Regions from separate parts of the Homo sapiens genome. Here region 1 is linked to region 2. Evidence: chromatin loops called from intact Hi-C (ENCODE). Cell type or tissue: heart right ventricle. All regions are shown on one strand. Each heading gives the region's core, and the rest is flanking DNA. Links, peaks and the distances in the headings are about the cores only.

Region 1 (7,211 bases), core at 1,266-6,265, 50 kb before region 2:
GTTTGGGAGATAACTTGCTGGGATAAATTTGTATTACTCCAGACTTTAGAAGTACATATTGTAAAAAGGCAAAGGCATAAAATAATAGAAAGGTAGATTAAAAAGGGGAAATCATTGAAATCCACAGAACACTAAAGAGTGTTTAAGCAAACAAAACAGTCATGGACTTTTGGTATCTTCTGTTTTCCCCTCAGTAATCAGCAATCTGAGAAGAGAAGTTGTCTAATTAAGGGCTGTAACACTTCAGCATATCCACTGTAACCTAGGGAAAAATAAGGTGGGTCCACAGTGTCCACTCAGTCCTACTGATCTCCTCTGAGCAGCCCCCACTGCATGTATAGCTCATAGGTTAGATTTTGCTGGTGAAGGTAGGTGTTATGCTTACCCTTATTTCATACATGAGGAAAGGTTTAGAAGTGTGAAGACCTGTCAAAGGTCACACAGCCAGCGCCGCCCTCAAAGGAAAGCTCTTTGGGTAACCCAGTTTCATTCTCAGTTATTAAAAATCTGAAACATACTACAAAGTACAAAGAACGCCTCATACACCCAGCAACTAGGTACAAGAGCTATCAATATGTAGCCATATTTCTATCTATACTTTTTCTTTGCCGAAGTATTTGTATGCTCATTTTGCTCCTGTGTACTTCAATATGCAAAATGAACACATTATCTAAATAGTGGGCCCTTTTTTTTTTAGATAACCATAATGCCTTTAATCACTTAGTAAAATAATTCTTTGATATCTTCTAATACCCAGCTTATAATCAAACTTCTTTGATTATTTCAAATAATTGGTTTACTTGAAATGAGATTCGAATAGGATTCATTTTATTTTGTTGTGATCTCTGTTAGGTCTCTATAAATCTTTCTTATTAAAAAAATTTTTGTTTTTTGCCACTCCCTAACTCATAATTTCCTTCTCAAACTAATCTTCGATTTGTCCTCTTATACAATTCCACAAAGCAGATTAAGACTCTTCCCCTCAAGAAGCTAAAAATTTAGGGGAAGAGAACTTTACTTAGTTAGGGCATGGGGAATCAGGGATACCACCTAATAAGGAAATAGAAGTACTTAATATATTTTTAAAATCATATTTTAAAATATGTTTTTAAAAGCCTATCTTGAGCAATACTTATTTGGACAGTGGATTTGTATTTCAAATACATCATAGCCTGTGTTTCAAGGTTAAAGAATAGAAATAGAACTCTACCTTTTTACGGTCAGCATACATTTCTAGATATCTTACTCCCTTGATTATTGGTAAAATCCATTTCATTGTTCATCACCAATGTATACAGACAAACCTAGATTTCATTCTGTCCCATTCTCCCATCATAAGGAAAAGGCTTTTCCTGGTGTAATTCACCATGAAGTATTCTTGACACCACAAGGAAGCACACTGAAACATTTAGAATATGAGCCATTCTGTAGGAAGGCTATGCCAGGTTCTGCAACAATCCTCTCTACCACTGGGTAAGCTGAATATCAATAGACAAGTCACTTAACCTCCATGGATCTCAAGGCTGTAACTCAAGGCATTCTTCCAAGTATTTGGAATGTAGCTATTTTCTTATGTGTTATTTAGTCCTGTCCTAGAAACAAATTTTGAAATAAAAATCTTATACCATAGGTTATGTTTCAGCAATAAAGTTGGCCATACCATTAGCCAAGTAAACACAGTGGTTAGAAGTGAGGAAATCATTTGAGGGGTTCGGTGGTAGGGTGATAAAGTATGCCTTTCAAGCATTTAACGTTATAACTCTTTCAATTTCCCAAAATAACAAAATAAGATGGTAATTTGAAATTAAGTGTTTTAGCATTGCTATTGCTTTTTAATTATTTGTTTACAAGACTTTTAGGTATTTATTTCTACCATGTATTTTACTATTTACAGTTATCAAGGAACAGTTAAGAAGTTTTGTTCTATGAATCTATGATGCAGTAATTTGTTCAGTATTAATTGATACCTGCCTCTAGGCATGTAAACTGTGTGAAACGTAACAGGTGTCCTAATTCTAGAAAAATGTGTGGTAATTGTTTGTTTGTCAAACAGATGAATAAATATCTTTAGGGCATAGCTGGTCCTCAGGTGGTGAGCATAAATGGATTAATGATGTGAGTGACTCGGGGAGACACGCTTGTTTTGCAGCACCCTCCTCCGCCGATCGCTGAAGCAGAACAAATACTAATTAACAGGGGCGGCCTGGTTGGCAGGTTGGCTTTCTCCAGCTGATTTGGCAAAATGGTTTATTCCTTTCCCTCCATAAACCATCCCTCTTAGTTATTAGACATTTTCATACTGATGTTTAGTTAATTTCTAATTTTCTTAATTAGGATGCATTTCATCTCTTGCAAAAATATTATAACGTTTATAGTTAACATTTTTAAAAATTTAGAGGGGCCTAAGATTTAAGTTTTAATAGTTGACGCTTGAATTTCAAAAACATTTGTTTCTCAAAATGTAGATAATTCTTCCAATGGAATTATTCCAAAGAATCGTTCACCATCTTTTTTTTGTATTCTTACAGTAACACTAACCCCACTCTGGAAAAATTATAAAATCACTCATGGGGTAGTTTAATACTCTTGTTCTTCTTTCTTGAATTATTTCTGCAACACTTTCCTCTGTCCAACTTATGTATTTTGTTCTGTGGTGATTTGAAGTAGCTCAGCTATCTTCTGGGTTAAAAGACTTTCTACGCGTAGGACCCACCACTTTAATAAGGGCTGTAATTTTGGACTTAGAGAGTCATATCTGATTACTGCCATGGCAACTGCCTTGTGAAAGGGTTGAAGAGAATTCAGGCTTCATGAGAGAGTAATAGAAAGGAAGTTTGCTGAGGAGCTGAGTAGTACTTTCTGAAAGAGTTTTTGATGCTTTTAAATAAGGTTGCTGTTAAATGAAGATAATACAGTTATTTCAAAACTCAGTAATGCTGCTTAGACTTGGCAAATCAAAACTTGAAATGTTAGCATTGAATACTTAGTTGTTTTTCTTTGAATCTAAATATTGAATAAAATAAGTCACATTGCTTTAACTTTATCAGATTATTCATTATTTAGAACCAATCCAATTATTTTTGTATGTAATAAATTTTACTGCTTAAAAACAGTGTAAGCTGAGAGTTCTAGTATTGTAATGTAACATAAGAAATTCCCGCTCATTTGTGATAGTTGGAATTGGTGGTTAAGTACCCTCCTCCTCCCAACCCCTGGGTTCAGTTTTGCCTCTAGTTTTCCTTCACTAGAAACTGGAGAACAACACACACATACATGTAATCCGCTCACGTGCGGTCCACCTTTCTTCCTTCACACTGTTTAATATTCCATCCCCTCTGCATCCACTAAATGTTCGTGAAAAGCTTACACTTTCCCTCCCCTTTTACAGAAATGCAGGCAGTGAGGTGGAAGTTAAAATGTCTTAAGTATTCTTGTTGTAAGTGAACTTTCTAAGATATGGTGATAAGGGTGAGCATGAGGAATTCTTTTTCATGGAAATGGACTCATTATTTAATTGTATCATATCCTGAAGGATTCTTGAATCTTCTTTTTTAAATTGCTACTTTTCAAGTTGCTGACTTCAAATTTGAGAATAGAAGAGGGCTGGGAGAGGGGAGGTAAATAAGTTAGTGATGCCACCCAGTGAGAGAAGCCAGTAGGCTTATATAATAAGATCTCCTTGTTATTTATTGCTCCTTATGGTCATTTTAATTATTCTAGAGAATTTTGAGAATTCTATTCACTTATCTTTTTTTAAACTTCTGTTTTTGTGAGCGACATTTGGCCTTTTGAACAACAAAATAAAATTGGAAATGCTAATGTTTTGAGCCAACTAAAGGAGGAAAATAAAAATGTCACCATGGTAACAAAGCTGCTTTCTAGATGGTTTCCTAAGATATGCCTGAACTAGAAGCAGATGTCTGATTTGAGAATCTTGCCTCCTTCGATGTAAACAAATAACTTCTGGGCAGGTGTTGGAAATAATATGGAAATCCTATTAAGGGGCCCCGGGTTCCTGTCAGTCAGGAAACCCGTGCCACAAAAGGGCTGGTTGTCGCATAAAGGAGCAGAGTAAATTCTCATTAGGCTTGAGCTTTTCCCAGGAAATGATTGTCTCCGTGTGTTCTTTCTCCTGTGAATCTGAATGTAAGCTGTTGCTTCTATTGATCTATTCACTGGCTTTATTTTTCTCCTCTTCATTCCAGATCCTCCCTCGCCCCCACAAGCCTGTGTTCTCCCCCTCACCCACCCCTTCCCTTTAGATTAACACTTGATCTGTGCTACTGCTCTGAGAGTCGTGACATTTGTGATTTTAACCTCCCAACCTGGGTGGGGGTGGGGGTGGGGGTGGGGGTGGAGAAGGAGGGGAAAGTTAGTCTTGTTCCCTCAGCCTTTTTCACAAAGACTCTGGCTGATTGGGACTCGCACAGCTAGCGGCAACGGCAATCATGAAGACCATTCTGTGTACATTTACTTGAAGTTATATTTTTATGAATTAAGCAGAAACTAAAAGCTTGAAGAGACAGCTTTTTAGGAACTTTTAAAAACATAGATAGTTGTCTGGTAAGCCTCTGAGGCTGCCCTGTCCAATATGGTGTAGCCACTAGTCACATGAAGCTATTTAAAGTTAAAATGAAATAGAATTTTCAAACCCATTTTCCCAGTTATATTAGCCACATATCGAGTCCTTAGTAGCCACACGTGGCTGTAGAAACTGCCAAAACGGCAGAGATACAGAACCTTCCCACTGCTGCAGAGAGTTCTATTGGATGATGCTGCGTCTCTGACAGACTCTGATGAGGCTTGCTGGTTCTGACATTCCTTCTGGCTAAAACTGACTCCTGATACTCAAAAGCAAGGTTCCCCTGGTTTCATAGAAAACAAGGCATGTGTGTATTCGGGTTTGGGTGGTTGATGTGGTTAGCTGCACTAATATAGTAGTGATCTTTAAATGGTTGTAGATTTTTTTTTTTTGGTCACGGAACTGGTTGAGCAATATAAACATGGGTCTTCCCAAAATGGACCCCTAAGAGATGCAATTTAATGTTTCTAGATAGAAAGTTGTGGCAGTTTTGGGGGGAAGGGAGGAGTGCTTGAAAGCTATGCATAAGGGTGCTCTTTATAATACTCAGAAGGTTAAATGTGGATAAACACAAAACAAGGCTTCAGAAAAGCCACACTATTATTATGCAGCGTTTCTCGGACTATAGTCCCCGAGACGCACTTCATAAAGCCAATAAAGCGCGCACTGGTGGTCTCCCGTTGCCCTAGCAACGGGCCACGGGGCACAGTGTATGTGAAATGCATGAACATCTGTGAATTAATCTTTTTTAGTTTGTTCTTTTCTTGGCACTGATTGGACCACTCGGGCTTGTGCCTGTGACACTGCGTGCAGAGGGGTAATCTGGAGCAGTCCCCAGGGCCTTGCCCTAAAGTGGATAGTGGAATGGAAAGTGAAGGGAGATTTATCCCGGCAGTGCATTCAGCAGTGCAGGGATTTAGCCTGACAGCACTCTCAGCGGGATGTTATTAGCTTACTTTCTGGTGCATGGGGAAATGAATAAAAATTTTTCTAGTAAATCTGGGCATTATTGGGTTTATTGGGTTGCCCTGAAAAAATAATCTGCAGAGAAAATTGAAATAATCACTTGTGTTTGTACCACAGTTATCAGGACTTGAAAGCTGAGTTATTCCACATCCTTGGCCCAGCCCCCGCCTCAGGGATTATAACCAAACCATATTGGACTGTCACTGCTCTGAATGAGACTCCTGAATTGGATGCGTAGGCTGGAATCTGATTTGATGATAAAATCTGTTAGTAACCTAGTCTGACCTTATTTAGGGAAATTTTAAACTAAGCTGGTGACATTTTTGCCTTTGGGAGAATAGAGCAAATAATGACTAAATACGTAAGCGTCCAGGAACAGTACTTTTGTTAGTTAGTCCCCCACCCCTGACCTCTTCTGTTCTTTCCCTCCTCCTGCCTCCCGCTGCCACTTCTTCCCTCCCTCTTTTCAAATTGCCATCCTCCTTCTAGACTTCAGCATGACTGTACAGACTGTGTTCAGTTCCTCCTGTCAATACCAGATGTTCACTTGTAAACTGTTTTGCTCACCCTTGTCATTTTCAATTCCCTTCTCTTTTCTTCCTTTTTTCTCTTTGTGCCTCCCTTTTTTTTTCTCTCTCCATTCTTCCTTATGGGTCAACCCTCTTTCCTGGGGAGAAATGAAAGAAGAATATTACATATGAAATGTTTCACGATGGATGTAGTCTATTTGGTTAATTGTTAGGGTGAAAATTTCCTTTATAACAAATGTATTAAAACAGAAGTTCGATTGCATTAGTACTGAAAGGTATTTAGGTGGGAAGAACTCCTTGTCAATTCTGTATATGTTTTCCTTTGATTATTAAAAAGGCACAGCTATACCTCTGTATGTAGCTGAGAGATTTTTCTGATTTGTTTTTTGTTAGACAACTGACTAAAAATTATATTAATGGTTCCTGACTTTGAAACCTGTTGGTATTGACAGATGAACTTGCAGTCCAAATAAAATATTTAAATCAGTAGGTATTGATTCAGCAGCTGGAGGGCAAACAGGCCTGTACTGCATTGGGGGTGCACAGTAAAGATTAGATACAATCCCTTCCTTCAAATCATGTTCCTGTTAAAATATGGAATTGCGATATGCTGCCTTCTGAGTAGAATAAAATATATTAATGGATCGTTCCTCTTCATTTCTCAGAGCTTCTGGTGAGTCCTGAATTCTTTAAAATGTGCATATAAAACCAGTTTATGATGATGGGAGGACTAGCTCTGAAGGCAGTCTTCCCAGGAAGCTGCCCGGGCTGATGTGCAAATGCATGCAAACATGAACCTTTAGCAAACACTGACAGTAATGCCAGTGGCAACGTTCTGTCGACTCCCAATCGGGATATGGGCCTTTTACTCGAATTCAGAAAGTGTTTTGTAGGAATCGGCAAAACAATTGAACTACAGAGCTAAAATATTTATCATCTGATTTTTTGGCACTTGAATACCCTCACTTGCTTTTCAGGTGGTTTCTCTGTTTTCAAAATTAGTAAATAATTTTATTTGTTTTTTTGCTGCTCCCATTTAGCTCTGATGATATTTTCTTCTTTCAAGAGTATTTTTAAAAATTGCCAGCTTTCTAGTTGTTACTTGAAGCCAGCTTCAGAAGTAGAACAGTTAA
Region 2 (7,211 bases), core at 962-5,961:
TCATTAGTATAATTTTTTAATCTGTGTTCCACCCCCAAGTATGTTACCATTAAATCCTAAACATTGGTTATCATTTCACCAATAAATACTTCTGTATATATCTCTAAAACCTTATTTTTAAAGGATCTATTCTCCCAGGTTTTAGAATAGATTTTGAGAAGGATAAAACAAGTCAAATGTAACTGTGCTTATTTCTGTTGTTTGCTTGGGAAAAATTCTAGGTGGGATTTGATCCACACCATCACATGCGTGTGCCAGCAATACCTCCAAACCTGACAGGCATTCCAGGAGGAAAACCGTGAGTACCTTTTTGCCTCTGTGCTCATTGTGTGTCAAACTCAGGTCCCTTGCTGGCCCCGTAGACTTAGAATACCACTAGACAGTGTTGGGGGAGTTCCCATGACTTGTATTTTTTTACCTTGCAAGGTATTTTTCATTTTCTCTTAGCACAAGAAGAGAAGTAATGAAGTGGGGTTTTGCATTGTAAAATTTTGAGCTTTAATATGTAAATGCAAATTGCAGAGGCATCTCCAGTAGTCAGGTCTTCTCTACATCTGTTGCAGATTTCAAGGCAATTCTTTGTTCCAAAAGTCTGATTATTATGTGCAAACCTGAATGTTCAAAATTTGAATATGTTGGGAAAAGACATGCCAAACCTCAAAGGCTGAAAGGAAATAAGGGCACTCTTATGCTTAGTTCTGTTTTCAGAAAAGGTGACTTGCTTAGTTGGCTTCTTATACCGTGCTCTGGGCATCTGGAGCCTCTGTATTCACAGATTCCTTGAGTTAGGAAAGACAAAACACAACACACCAGTTGTTCTAGCCTTCTCTGAACGGATCTCATTCCAAATACTTTATTTTAATCTAATGCACCTTTTTATTACTACCTAATCACAGTTGTCTCTGCTAATTGGCTTCATCTTCCCAGAAACAAAGATTTTACTATAAAGTAGCACTGGCTGTTTCTTTAAAATCCCAGCTGGCTGCTTTCTCTCGCTTCTCCTTTGGGAAGCCTCCCCCGCAGATCCTCCTTGCCTTGTTAGTCACCTGTGTGTGTGCATTTTTCTCATCACTCTTTCTGTGGGCATCCCCTCTGTCACTACACATGCCGTGTATGTGCTGCCTCCCCAGTCTCCAGGGCTATCCAGACCTGACCCTCAGTAGCAGCTCAAGGCGCCTTCTCCCAGAGGCTTCCCTGGTAGCTTGCCTGCCTTGAGGTATTTTGTCCTTACTGTCCTTCTTCCTGCAAAACTTTCTGTGGCTTAGTGTCTCATTTAGTTATCTAAGATGTCATTATGTCAGAGCGTTCTGCCCTGACAACCCTATTATCCCTCTTTCCCTTCCTCCCTATTCTTTCCTCTTCTACTACCTTTTTAATGCTTTTTTATAGCCATTATCTGCCTCTCCCTCTTGACTATAAGTTCCATGAAAACAGAACAGAACTTTCTGCTATTCAGTTATAGAAGCAGTCTCACTGCCTAGAATGGTACCTGGTTCATAGTGGTGCTCACGGTATGGATTTATTCAGGGAATGGATATGTGCTGATTTCTTTCTTCTCGGACCTCCCATTGCTTGTTTATTCACTCCCACACACTCGGGCACTTAGTTTTCACCCTGGTGTTAATTGCGTGCCCTCTTCTCCCCACATCCCTTCAGTGTTGCCTAACCTAGACCCTTTCTTTACTTTCCATCTGAGGAATCCAAATCTCAGTTCTTCCTTTTGTAGCATATTAATACTTCTCTACAGACTCTATCCTAACCTTCCTTTGTTGTATCAAGCACAGTGCTGGCTCCACAGCCAAGTTGCTTGGTAAATATTTGGCTGATTAATAGGGGAGAAAAGACAAATTAGAGTTCCTCAAGAGTTGAAGGTATAAATATCAATTACCATAAAATTCTGTGTACCTGTGTGTGTTTTGCAAATAGTTGTTGACTAACAAGTCTTATTGACCAAGAAACTTTGATGTATTTGAAGGTGAAAGTTGGGTCTATTTCAAGCAATGCTAAATAACAAGGTTATACAATTAATCAAATAATGACTCAGATACCTACAAGTTCCATATGAACTTGTGGGGAAAGTGGAAGGGTTCCTTTAGGGAAGAAGTACTATCCCTTTTTTTTGGTTACTTCTTAGGTAACCAACAGTTGTACCCAGAGCTACAGCATAACCACTAGAGCAAATGAGATGATGCTTCTTGCCTCAGCTGCTGCTTCGAGGGGCAAGGGGTGTAAGTGTCTTTAAGGAAACACCTTGGCTAAGGGATTTGGACCAGTTAAACCACTGTGGAATCACAGCTGCTCTGACTCAGATGGTGCTTCTGAGTCTTGGGCTGACTTCCCTTCATCAGTTTTAACTTTCGATGTTATAAAATGTTTAAATGTTTAAGATCCTTTAGGGTGGGTTAATGGATTGGAGGATTGTTGAGAATTTTTGTTTATGAGAGTGACAGAGTCACATCTACTGCAGTTGGCAAATGACACTTTACCAGGAAAATGACACTACTAAAAAGCATGTGGTGCAGTCAACAGAGTATGGTTTTGGGAGTGTGACAGATCCAAGTTTGAATTTAGACTCTGCCAGTTGAACCACTGAGAAGAGTGGCTTTATGCACAATTTCTTTGTGAGCTTCAATCAGCTCATTCATGAATCAGGGATGGCCCCTCCTCAACAAGAAGGATGTGAAGATAGGAAGTAAGATAATATGTTGTGTGTTCATTCAGTGCCACATTTGTTACATGGTGGCTGTTTAGTCAACCCCAGCATTATTTCCCTTTCAGCTTTGTCCCAGCATATTATTCATTTTTCAGCTACTTATGTAGTAGGAGGTACATTGTGTTTTAGGGGCAGAAGTGACCCAAGAAGATGGGTCATTGGTGTGTCTTTATGTAACAGAGCATGAAGACGTATAAAGTTACATTCACTTATATGCATACAGAGATAATATACTTTTATTATAGATTTTTACAGCAGAAATGAATATAACAGTTATGTGGCTCTCCAGATCATAAGATACTGAATTGTGCAATGTTGTCTTGTGCATATTTTTCAAGACAAAACTTTTTTAAGTGTGCTAGAAAATAAAATAAAAAATCACCTAAAGTCTTCCTCCACCATACATACCCACAATGTAACTACCTTTCTCCAGAAAGACTTATAAAAGTTATGTGTCTCTGTTCTAATTATTTCACACAATGAATTGCTAGATATGATCAGAAATTATAATTAAATGCATGTTCCAAATTAATAAAATGGTGTTTATTGTATAATTCACATTGAATCCTCTTGTCTGCTCAGGTGAATTAGCAGAGGTTCTACTTCATATGTAGTTGGAATAACAGCATAGTTTAATTTCAACATAAGCCAAAAATGGCCCTTCTCCTTCACCTGCTACTCAAATGAGACTTCTATGGCTAGTGTATAACTATTTGATTAACATCACGGTACTAATTGTATGAGATGTGACATGTGAACACAGCAAAAATAAAAGATCTCACGTTAGTGGATTATAGGCTGCTCACAATTCAGAAATCTGACTCTTTTGCATTGATTTATTTTTATAAAGCAAGATTTTCAAATGAGAATAATGCCTGATACATAGTAAAAACCTTCAACGAGTATTTGTTGGCTAACTCACTGGTCTGTATGCTACTTAGAACAGAATTTTCTATCGTATTTCAATGTAAAATACAATAACCAGACCTCTCATTGTGACCTCAAGGTCGAAGCCCATCTTGTGACACATTGGAAATGTGGAGAAGGTACTGTGCGCGTGAGAGATGAGCACAGCATAACAGAACTGGGCCTCAGAGAGGAGAATGAGGGGAAGGTGGGAAAGCCAGTGACCTTCTTTAAATATGCTGGGTCTTTGTCAAGATGATAATCCATATATAACAAGTTTGACACACATGTTTTTAAAAAAGCAAATTGCATGTGTCTGGATTGTTTAAAGTGTAGTTATGTCAGAGAGTCCAAGCCTAGCATTTTCTTCAACTGTCTCTTATTCTCATCGCCATGTTTGTTGGAGAGCCACTCTGCTCGTAGCAGCTTAACCTGTGGTGTGTGTGTTCGTGTTGAGAGGAGGTCAGGTCACTCTATTTCTCTGACTCCCTGCACCCTCTCCCTCCAGCCCTGTATTTCTAGTTATTTGTTGGGCATCTTAGCTAGGGATCTTGGGTGTATGTTACTTGCACCACAAATTCATTATATTCAGAAAGTACTTTTGTAAATTAGGTCCTCTTCCCAGTTTGCCCTTTTTTTGTTAACTACAAGTACCATGTTTCTTTTTTCCTGAGCTCAGAAACTCAGTTACTCTAGCTCCTCCTCAGATCTCGTCAATTTAGTCCTACAGGATTTTATATCCATTGTACCTTCTAACTTGTCATCCTTGCCCTTGCCTGGTTCAGGACCCCCAGTACCTCTTACTTAAATTGTTGGAATAATTGTTGTTGTTTGTTGTTGTTGTTGTTGTTGTTGTTGTTTGAGAGAGAGTCTCGGTCTGTCACCCACGCTGGAGTGTAGTGGCTCAATCTCAGCTCACTGCAACCTCTGCCTCCTGGGTTCAAATGATTCACATGCCTCGGCCTCCCAAGTAGCTGGGATTACAGGCACATGCGCCACCACACCTGGCTAATTTTTATGTATTTTTAGTAGACATGAGGTTTCACTGACTGGTCTCCGAACTCCTGACCTCAAGTGATCCATTCCCCTCGGCCTCCCAAAGTGCTGGGATTACAGGCCTGAGCTACCGCGCCCAACAGGAATAATTGTTTTTAATTCCTCCTGTCCATCCTACTCCTTGCTACCAAGTTTATTTTATGAATAGCTTTGCCCAGTAATGGCACACTCCCTTTATCCCTCAAAAATCTCTTCAGTCAATTCTGGGAAGGTCTCAGGCTGGCATTCTGGTCCTTCCCTTTTATAGCATTACATTGATTTTAATTATATAGAGATATAGATCTGGTATGTTTTTTCAGACTATGCTTGGCCAGTTCCTCCATCCACCTACTGTGTAGTTATTATTGAATGAATTCCTGGATTAAAACCAATTCAAGGATTTCCCAGCTCATTTTACCTCATCCTTTTGGAACTTTTGCTCTCTGCTATTCTTGCTATCTGGAATATTTTTTCCATCTTTCTCTTTACTCGATGGTATCTTTTCATTCTTTAAAAACCCATCTCTATTACCATGTCTGTCTCTCATCCAACATAAACTTTCTTTCCTTTTCAAAACACTTCAGAATACTTTCCATTAGAATGTGACCTGATATTGTCATTTCTGTACTTTTCTCTCATCATGCTAACTAGATTGTTAGTCACTTGTGGGCAAGACCAGGTGCATTACCTAGTTTTGTATCCTTAGCATGACGTTTGCGTCAGAGTATATGGATGGGAGGTACTTAACACATTGTGCATTAAATTAGTTAGAAACAGAGTAGCCCTTTGCGCCTCGGTTTCTCTGATTCCTAGCAATGTTGACTTCCCTCATACCTTCCAGGAGTATTTGCTAGTTACAGTCAAAGAGTTTATCGAAATCTGATAATAAGTATGTACTAGAGCTTTATTATTTCCAGTTCTGAGTGCCTTCTATGTATACTAATAGCAAACAGAGGGCCACATTAATGTCATTAATGAAAGCAGGCTCTTGGAATTCATTTGGACTCTTTGAAAGGACTCTTGCCAGGAACATAGTAGGTGCTCACAGAGTGGTTGTTGTTGAGGTGAAGGCTGTCCTGTTGAAGGCCTTGAAGGAAATTGTGTGCCTGGTTTCTTAACTATTTGAAATCTCAGTGCTCTTTAATAACCATTTAGTGATTCTAGACTAGAGAATGAGATGGCTTTTCTAATAAATTATCATTAAGAATGTATAACACCATCTAAACTTGGAATAATCTTTCTTTCTCTTCCTTTAAGATTTAGTCTTCATGACCTCCTAATTGCTAAATCAATTAGCCTTTTTCTCGGCCATCATCCCTCAGAACCTCAGCCTTTCACAAGCGTTACTGCCACCTTCTCCTTGTCTGAACTGAAATCTGGCCGTCTCCTGAGATCATCCCTTCACTTGCAGCCCTATACAGGGTGACCTTTCCATTTCATTCACTGACCTCAGCACCAGCGGTGGGGTTAATAACAGCTGTGGTTGCCACCCCTTCTCCAGCCTCTCCATGAACAGAACTTTTCTACCTGTTGGTGAAAACCTTGCTCCTTTCAGGCTCGTGCCATTGGACTACCCCCTCTTCCACCTTGTTGGGAGTATTTCCCCAGTGTATTAAAGACTTGATACATGGCTGAGAGTCTTCCACTACCCAGAGGCTGCCATAATCCTGGTTGACTCTGGTATCTACAAAGACAACCCCCCAGTATCTTCATCATGGTCTTGGACCCCCTCATCTCTAGTGAACATCTGCCCTCCTCACCTTCAGTTACCTGTATTTACAGGTTCACAAAGAAGAGCTTATCATCACCCCTGTGTCACCTCCAGATTCTAAGCGTCCCATCCAGTACAACCTACTGTGGCTCCAGTCAGCCAGAGTGCTCCACGTTCTATTTCCAACTTACCACTATCTCCCAGGCTCTAGCCACTGCTTCTCCTCTAGATTACTGTGTAGTCCCCAGACTAGTTGTCTTTCGTTTTGCCACCTACACTCCATTCTTCACCCAGCAATCAGAAGATCATTTGAAGACGTTAACTGAATCATGTCACTTTTTTTGCACAAGTCTCCAGAATCATATCTGTACTCATCACAGCCTATATGGCCCTTTTTAGTTTGGCCTTGCCTGTCCCTTCACTCTTATATCCTATATGCTCTCCACCGAATGCACTCTGGCCTCCTTGCTTCGTTCTGGTCTCAAGGCCTTTGCATTTGTTGTTCCCTCTGCCTGGCACGTTCCCCATTACTTATTTGTAAGGCCTGTGTCATTCCTTCAGCTCTCCGCGCATATGCTGCCTCTTCAGAGAGGGCCACCTGACTGCCACTGTGTGCTCCCCTACTCTCTTTTATCTGAAAATGTGTGTGTATATTTAATGGTATTTTCCACTGTCTGAGGTGTTTATCAGGTATTTATGTTTATCTGTTACCTGTTTTCCTCTCTAGGATGTAGACTAGTGGAAGGATAGGGACTTTGTCAGTATTGTTCACCTGATTCCCCAGCACCTGATGGTAACTGGAACATACGAGGCATTTAGGAAGTATTTGCTGAATAAATGAATAAT

What was found. Hi-C counts contacts between places; a loop is a spot of excess contacts. Peaks named below come from ENCODE experiments on the same cell type or tissue, not always from the same donor. Only the 100,000 strongest peaks of a DNase experiment are listed, where the experiment ranks them.
Region 1: a loop joins it to region 2, with 6 times the contacts of the local background. A loop is called at or near these places in 1 of 110 quality-filtered maps.

What each region holds. Positions count from the first base shown.
Region 1 is chr9:79,658,719-79,665,929 of GRCh38, forward strand. All of the region lies in intron 8 of TLE4 (TLE family member 4, transcriptional corepressor), which reads left to right. Among named protein-coding and RNA genes, the nearest start is that of TLE4, 90 kb to the left of the region's middle. RefSeq lists an enhancer at 2,487-4,901. In heart right ventricle, for the core only: no CTCF peak of the experiment used is centred there; no DNase peak of the experiment used is centred there; H3K4me3 peaks cover 480 bases; H3K27ac peaks cover 1,458 bases.
Region 2 is chr9:79,709,402-79,716,612 of GRCh38, forward strand. It overlaps TLE4 (TLE family member 4, transcriptional corepressor), which reads left to right. Exons shown (of 20, transcript NM_007005.6): 14 at 222-298. Among named protein-coding and RNA genes, the nearest start is that of LINC01507, 110 kb to the right of the region's middle. In heart right ventricle, for the core only: no CTCF peak of the experiment used is centred there; no DNase peak of the experiment used is centred there.